Linked DNA regions of Mus musculus: all the other regions are linked to region 1. Evidence: chromatin loops called from intact Hi-C (ENCODE). Cell type or tissue: heart. All regions are shown on one strand. Region 1 has its middle 140 kb from the start of Ttc32. Region 2 holds the start of 1700022H16Rik (RIKEN cDNA 1700022H16 gene). Region 3 has its middle 6.7 kb from the start of Gm38407.

Region 1 (2,500 bases):
TTAGGATTGTGGCTTTGGAGCACAGGGGAACAGCCAGCCCACCTGACCATTCTGTTCCCATTCACACAGTGCACATGCTTCTGGTTTCCTCTGCTTTCCTTAAGTAAACCCCAGGGTTCTGGTTTTCAGAGCTCAATCTTGTGTGAGGCAGGATGGGGTGAATTCTGGGCTGCTGGCTTTAAATTCATGCTGGAGATTACATGCTGGACATTATAGAATGGTTCTGGGGTGGAGGTGGGAGGCATCGGGGCTTATTGCTGGGACACATGTAGTCACTAGTTCTAAGAGGGATGTTGGGATATGGCTGTTTCCCCATGGTTCTGTGGCTTTCTGCCATTGAATGACTCCAATTTTCTCTTCAAGAACCTCCCCCCCCTCATTAATGTCCTCCATCAGTGTGTTGGGTAGTGGCACTTCCCTCTGGACCCTGGCTGATGCCCAACCATTGTCCTCGCAGCGTCACACTGCTCTTTAGCCTGGTGGGTGCCTGCTAGTGCCATGAATAACATTTTGCTCGAGTGTACTCCCAGAGAATTCTTTTGTTAGGTTTATGCCTTGTTTATGTCACACCCCTCTTTCCCACTCTATAAATAGCCTTCCAGAGGAGTTGCCATATTTGAGCTGCCCACTTACCATCTACATGCAGTACTCTGCTCCAGTACTATTTCCAGGCCAAGATTGATTCGGTGGAGTTAGACAGAGCTGCCTCCCTAGTCTCTGTTTATCTTTCTCCAAACACCATTGAAGCTGGTTCCATGAGAGATGAAGGGAGAACTTTCCCACTCCATAGAGTTGTCTCTCTTTCTTTTACATGATGGGCCCAGTGGGGGACTCCTGGTCTAAGGTTTGGCCTCTGGAACTCTTAGATAGACTTAGACATTGAGGTTTCTTGGAGAGCTTCTTGCACGCTGAAGAAAGACTTGGAGGGCCCCTCTCTCTTCCAGGATTGGGAGTTAGGTGGAATTTTTCTAGATGAAGGTGACAGGGTGACTCTTGCAGGTAAGGATGTCTCCACAGCAGGAAGAAGCCAGATGACTTTAGGCTGTGACTGGCCCAGTTCAAGAAAGACTGGAGGTCCGATGGAGGATTAAAGCTATGGCTTCAGCTACCCTGGGTCTTTGTTTCAGGGAATTGAGGGAGTCACAGGGAAGGCTCTTCGTGGGTGCTTGAAGGTGGCTGATAGACTCACTCTTGGGATTTGACCACAGGAATGGCACGAACAAGTGTCTTTTCTCTTTTGGGTCTGGCTATGGGTTGGGGTAGGGACAGTGTCCACTAGAGGGCACTGTAGCACTGCCTTGGGTGGTGATAGCAGCCCCTCTACCCTGTGGAGGAGCTGGCCCAGATGCTGAGCCTTATGGTTAGCTGAGGGAGACAGAGACCAGCCAGTTTCTACCGATTGTCCCCTGTGCAATTAAATCCAGTGGGGCTGGATCCTCCAGCAATGGGTTTGAACATGATTCTGACTCTCAGGCACCCTACACCTTTATCCACGTAGGCTCCATGTGTTCACTGCTGCACACAGTTCGACATCCACTTATACCTACTCCCGGTGTTGTGCATGCTCACACACTCTTGATCAGTCATATGACCCTCACCCCTATCTCCCTCCCTCCCATGCACACACGCCATGCCTGCGCTTATGCAAAGCATGCTGTAACACAACCCTCTTCGGCCATGTGCCTTCCACATGCAGGCAGCTTAGTGCAGCTGTTTGTGTGGAGGGGCTGATGTGATGTCAAGAAATTTCGTGTTATATTTAAAATGACACCTGTAAAAATAAGCCTCAATTTGTAATTTAAATACTGTAATACTCAATTATGAGAACTGACAGGAAGTATCCCTGTGGCTTTGGAGAACAACAATTTTGTGTGCCGCCATCTTTCAGTGTCTTGGGACCCCAGAGGTGGGGATGAGTGCAGCTTCCTTCCTGAGTGGCTCTCCAGGGATTTGGAGATGAGTGCTCAGGGCTTCTCACAGCTTAAGCTGGTGTTCAGTGCTGTTGGCCTGTGTCCATATGTTCACTGTACCTGTCTCCTAGCCTCTTGGGGGTGCTTGTGCAGGCAATAAAAATTGGTGTCCACCCTGCAGATGAGAAGGCTCTATAAGACCATCTCTCCCCTCTCCCTCCCTGGCTCCCTGGCTCCCTGGCTCCCTGGATCTCTGGCTTCCTGGCTCCCTCCCTGAGTCCCTCCCTTCCTCCCTCTGTGTGCATGTATGTGTGCCTATGTGCACACACGGAGGACATCAGCTATCTTAGTCTATTACTCTATACTGTAATTTCTCAAGACAAGTCCCCAGACTTGGGGAACTTGGGGCATGCTGTTTTAGCTACAATGTCTGGCCAACACTCTGGGGAACAGTCTATCTCAGCTTCTCTCAGCCCTGGGGTTATAAGTGTGTGTGTAGTGATGCCCAGCTTTGAATATTAGGTGCTGGGGATAGAGTGCAAGGCCTCGTGCATATGCAGCAAATACTCTTCCCCACTGAGGAATCTCCC
Region 2 (2,500 bases), 400 kb after region 1:
TGGTTGGTTTTTGTGGATGGTTAACATACTGAACTGAGTTTTCCTTATTCAGTGTTCTCAGTTCTAACCTGATGCCCATATCTACCCAAAGCTGGTATTCAAGTTCAAGTCTCTTGATGGAGGAACACCACACGTAAAACACTGCACCAGAGAGGATGATTTCCAAGTTTCAGAGGGCAGCAGCTTCTCTTTAACCTGGGTCACCACTCTGGTGGCCTGGCACCTCCTCAATATGGCAGCATGGCCTACAGAAGTTTCCCTGACATAAACACAAAGGAGACCCAGGCACGTGGTCCCCTTCCACTGGGTAGGTAATATTGTTGAAGCACCAAGATTAAGCACTTTGAGGTTTTGAGTGACTGGGGCAAGAGCTGCACATATGATAGTGTCCTGAATCATCTAGCTGAGGTCAAATCCCTTGGCATCCTTTCCTGAAAGTTGAAGATGAGGAAGACATGGCTACACTCTACTCCTTAGTGGGGCAAAGGTAAGGCTAGGTGCCAGGAAGGATGGATCTTCTTGATCTGGAGCAGGGCAGAGCATTGATCTTTTCCTTTCCAGGGCATGTCCATCTCTGCAGTGTTGCTGTTGTTGTTTCTGTTGGTAGTGGTGTGTGTGTGTGTGTGTGTGTGTGTGTGTGTGTGTGTGTGACTTTCTCAATAATTTGCTCCAAGGAGTAAAGTACCATGATCTTTTAGACCTTGTGTTTCTTTTGTAGCTTGGGGACTGTCTAGAGACTTGTTTTCATAGAGAATCTTAGGGTTTCTGTGTCCAGATCTCTGTCAGAGAGCCTGTGTGTGGATAACAAGAAAAAGAGAGGGTCCAATTAAAACACTTTTGGAGAAGTCAACAATGAAAAGGGATGCAAATAGGAGAGACTAAAGCACAAATAGCTTCAAGAATTTAGGGGAAATGGTTCACGGGAACAGATTCTCTTCCCGTTCCTGTGCTTCCTCAGAGTCCAAAACAGACCTGTGAGGAGGATAATGTGCTCCAGGGAGAACTGAGCCATGGTGAGAGAGTAAGAAGGAGGTAACCTCACCTCACGGTGCCTGGACAGAAGATACACACCCCAGTCCATCCCTGAGAACCACAAATCTTCCCCCCAGATCTTTGTTCATAGTGGTTCCCAAGATGAGAAGGCACTGGAGGCAGAAAATGCTAAAGACTTCAGATTATTAAAATAAATAAAATCAGAAATGTCTGATTTGATGCAAGGATGCACAAACCTTCGAAAGGGGTGGGGAAGAATTCTCCCTTCTTCTAGAAGAGTAAGAGTGCACGTGATTTTAAAAGAGTAATGGGAAATTCCGTGAAAACCACTCTGGTAAAAATAAAAAAAAAAAGGGATAGCTGAGTTCTTGGCTTTTCTAGGAAAGGAAACTGAGAGATGTCGCTTCCTCGCCAGCAGGGGGAGCGTTTTCTTCATGATTGCGTCGGGGAGCTTGGTTTAAAAACTTCGCAGCCAGACGTTTTCAGAGCCCCCCAGCCGGAAATCGCTGTGCAGGTAACAGCCCTCCAGTGTCTGGAAATGTTTAATTACCTCGAGCACTCCTTCCTTCGGTGCCCCTTGCAGGTCCAGTACGCAGCGCTGCGGGTGTGGTAGGTGATTCTAATCCAGGGTTCCATCCCAACTGCACACAGCTCAACTGCAACAACTTTTCTCCATCTTCTCTTGCTTTGTAAGACACTGGGTCTTTTCTGATGTGCTCACTTCCCACCTTGGAGGAAAGAACATTTCAGTTCCACCAGAGCGCAGGTGTTTGTGTGTCAAAAATGATTCTAATCACTCATTTTAAAAAGCTCTACTATGCCCTTCGCCCATATTTTGCACAAGTCATTATCTTTTCATTTTACCGAAGAGAGTATGGCCAGAGTTCGTGCAATCTCTTGTGTATATTCGTGTTTCCTTCAAAAAGAAACAAAGACAAAGGTATATATCCACGTAGATGCCCTGTTGTGACGTTTAATAATTAGAAGATGCTTAGACGTTCACAAGGAACTTAGGATGCGGGAAACGTCTGGGAAAAGGGTGTTCGCTTTCCCTTTCAGTTTGGGGACCGTAACTTGCCTGTCGCTGTCACAACAATAAACATCGACCTTAGCCACGGGCTTCTGTTCTCTAAATCCTGGCTACCTTGTAGATTTTCAGAGGCTGTAAGGTCTCAAACTTGTACATAAGCTGCATTGCCTACCTCTGAAATTTAACCCCTCCTCCTCCGAGCTGGATTTTGACCCGATTGACTATAATGGTTCCAGAGGAACTATTGAGCCATTACAGTTCATCATCTCAATGAGCACACGGGTAAAGCTAAATCCCCTCCCCTCGAGATTTAAAGGTTCCAATCTTGCATATGGGGTGGGGTGGGGGGGATAATGAGAAGACTTCCCTCAAGATGTCCACAAAGTAGTTGCAGGAAAGTTTGCTGTAAAAGCGACACTTCGCAAATATTAAGTAAATTCCACTTAGCAGAAAGAGATCACTTTTGTGTATCTGTGG
Region 3 (2,500 bases), 1.3 Mb after region 1:
ATTCCTCCTATATAAAAGGAGCTTTAGTAACTCAAGCAAAATAAGCACACTTTCCCCCCACCTCCTTCCCAGAGACTAAGGCGGCAGGGTTGCTGGGAGGATACACAATACCTTGTTACAAACCATGTAATGTTTTAAAAAGTATCTATCTGACAGCCTTGGCTAAAGCCAGATCTTCTATCTCGATTACTTCAATATGTCAGGTCCATATCGCACCACTGCGTCCAGGCTTTCAGAGCCAAGACCTCTGTTTTGTCCAACCTTTCCATCTGGAAGCAATGAGCTTAATATTCTGGCTCTCCCCCCATAAAAGCTATGTCACAAAAAAGTAGCAGCCTGTGAACTGCTCCCCTCCCCCAAGACACACTGGGACTCCTCATTCCCTCTGTGCTCTATTCGGTTACACTGGAAGACCATCCCACCTTTCCCCTCCCCATAAACCAGAATCCGCCTGTAACAGCATAGTACCAGGAGAGAAGGAATGAATTGACAATCATTTACACTTTAATCCCACTTTTGACATTTTGAGAGATGCAGCTTAAAATATACTTGAGGCTTAGGGACTCCCTCTGTCCAGCTGTGTTCACTAGAGAAGAGACATCCCCGTTCATGAATTCTACTGCTTCTGGTGTCCAACTGGAAACCCAGATTTAGAGCCTATTTTAGGTTGTGTCTCACACTGACTCGAGCTTTTCCTTCCATGTTGAAAAAGGTCACCACCACCACCACTAAGTTCCGTGGCTGGCAGTTCAGTGATAACGACCTCCCCGTTCTATGTGTTTGGTTCATGTATTCATTCACTTTTATTTGTGTTAGGTTTTTGATCTAATGCCTAGCCGCTTCTTTTGTGTGTCCTCTGTTACACTGCAAAATCACATGGGTCTCTGGTTCCTAGTGCTCATGTTGTGAGGACAACCTAGGCTCTTGGGCAGTTAAGTGGGTGGTCCCCATAAGCTGCTGCTGCATTTGATTTCTTGGGTGATCATTAAGCCCAGCTAGGTGCTGGTCATTCTAAACCTATTCACTGACAATGGTGGAAAGCAAAGCCTGGGAATGTGCATGCGCCGTCAAGTCCCCAAGAAAAAAACCCATTTACTATGCATGTTAGAAGTCAGGACGCTAGAAGAGCTAGATCAGTGGCAGCAAATGATGAAATGGGGAAACCACGGGCCTTGCCTGGAAATGATATAACGCTGCTGTTCACCCTCCAGTGACTCCGAGCCCTGGAGTTCTGGAAGATTAGCGGAGCTGGAAATCACCCTCCTGCTGCGCTCCCTGGGCTTTGGCTACTTTTCTGTTCTCCTTCAGCTGGAAGCTGCGAGGGGCAGAGGTCAGCTTTCCTGTGTTGAATCTTTAGGGACAGGCCTTTGGATCCTGGGAGAGAATTGAAAGATCAACCCATCCCAATCCCTTGTTTTATACGAAGGACACCTCACTTGAAGGGAGGGGGGCGGAGTACATTGCCCAAGGTCATTCAAGCCCTCAATTTATTTAGGCTAATTCGGGAGACATCCATTTGGGAACAAGCCAAGCCCACATTTGTTAAGGACCTTAGTCTGCAGTGTCCTAAAGCCCCTTGTATCCATTCACATACACAAAAGAGTGTTTAAAAGTGCTCATCTGAGAGCCATTACATAGGCAGGGCTTCCAGTGGCCTGACTCCACAGGCAGTATGCACAAAACCTGTTTCCTCAAATGCTGCCTGCTGCACTGGAGTTAACCTCTTTTTTGGCAAATTAGTTCATGACCTGGGAACAGTTGAACGAAACTGTAGGCACATCAAGAGGACGTTATTTGTGTTCTGCCTTTTTTTAGACCAAGTCTCTGATGTGTTTATTTGCAAGCTTGGCTCGTGGTTCCTATCCCACTACTTACAGTTAATCCCATGTTTTCTTTGAGCTACCTTTAAATCCGTGTCAGATGAAAAATACTGCCTGATTCTGAAGAGTGTGGTATTATGAAGGAATCCCACGGTTTATGATCTCAGATTTATTGTCACATGTATTTAGTTCTTGTTTTTCTTTTTCTTTTCTCTCCTTCCTTTTTTTCCCCCTCCCACCCCTCTTCAGGCTTAAGTCAGCTGAAAAGGTTTTACTGTGAATTATGAAGATGCAAGGATGGAAGACGCTGTATAGTGTTTCCTGGAGAACTTTTTGTTCTCTAAAAAGGACGCTGGTGCAGAGAGAGCTCCCCTGAGCTGCAGCCTTTGTAGACTGTTTCAAGGGACAGGAACCAAGTCTCCTTCATCTTGTTGTATTATTCCTGACACTGTGTTTGCCATGCAGGGCTATTCAGCGAGTATGTGTAGGATTATGGTTGCCAAAATAAGCCTACAGTCAATGCCCCATGTAGCTTGTCATTGCTACTACTAAAATGATTTTTAAAATTTTCCCTCATTTTCTTAGTGTTTATGAGGCAAAACCAATTTAGTTTCAGGGGGAAAAACCGAGTAATTTTATTTTAAAAGCAATTTAATACTGAATTAAATATTTAGGAGACG

Evidence for each region. Peaks named below come from ENCODE experiments on the same cell type or tissue, not always from the same donor. Only the 100,000 strongest peaks of a DNase experiment are listed, where the experiment ranks them.
Region 2: it touches region 1 in a loop (2.3-fold over the local background); 3 of 42 quality-filtered maps call a loop at or near these places.
Region 3: it touches region 1 in a loop (2.5-fold over the local background); 3 of 42 quality-filtered maps call a loop at or near these places.

Annotation. Positions count from the first base shown.
Region 1 is chr12:9,165,113-9,167,612 of GRCm38, forward strand. No RefSeq gene overlaps it. Among named protein-coding and RNA genes, the nearest start is that of Ttc32, 140 kb to the left of the region's middle. In heart, a CTCF peak has its summit at 1,275 (motif pointing right); DNase peaks (open chromatin) are centred at 469 and 1,289.
Region 2 is chr12:9,568,663-9,571,162 of GRCm38, forward strand. It overlaps 1700022H16Rik (RIKEN cDNA 1700022H16 gene), which reads right to left and starts at 1,923. Exons shown (of 4, transcript NR_045488.1): 1 at 1,858-1,923; 2 at 1,544-1,721. In heart, a CTCF peak has its summit at 1,401 (motif pointing right); a DNase peak (open chromatin) is centred at 1,519; H3K4me3 peaks cover 1,129 bases.
Region 3 is chr12:10,438,443-10,440,942 of GRCm38, forward strand. No RefSeq gene overlaps it. Among named protein-coding and RNA genes, the nearest start is that of Gm38407, 6.7 kb to the right of the region's middle. In heart, no CTCF peak of the experiment used is centred here; DNase peaks (open chromatin) are centred at 299 and 1,259; H3K27me3 peaks cover 476 bases.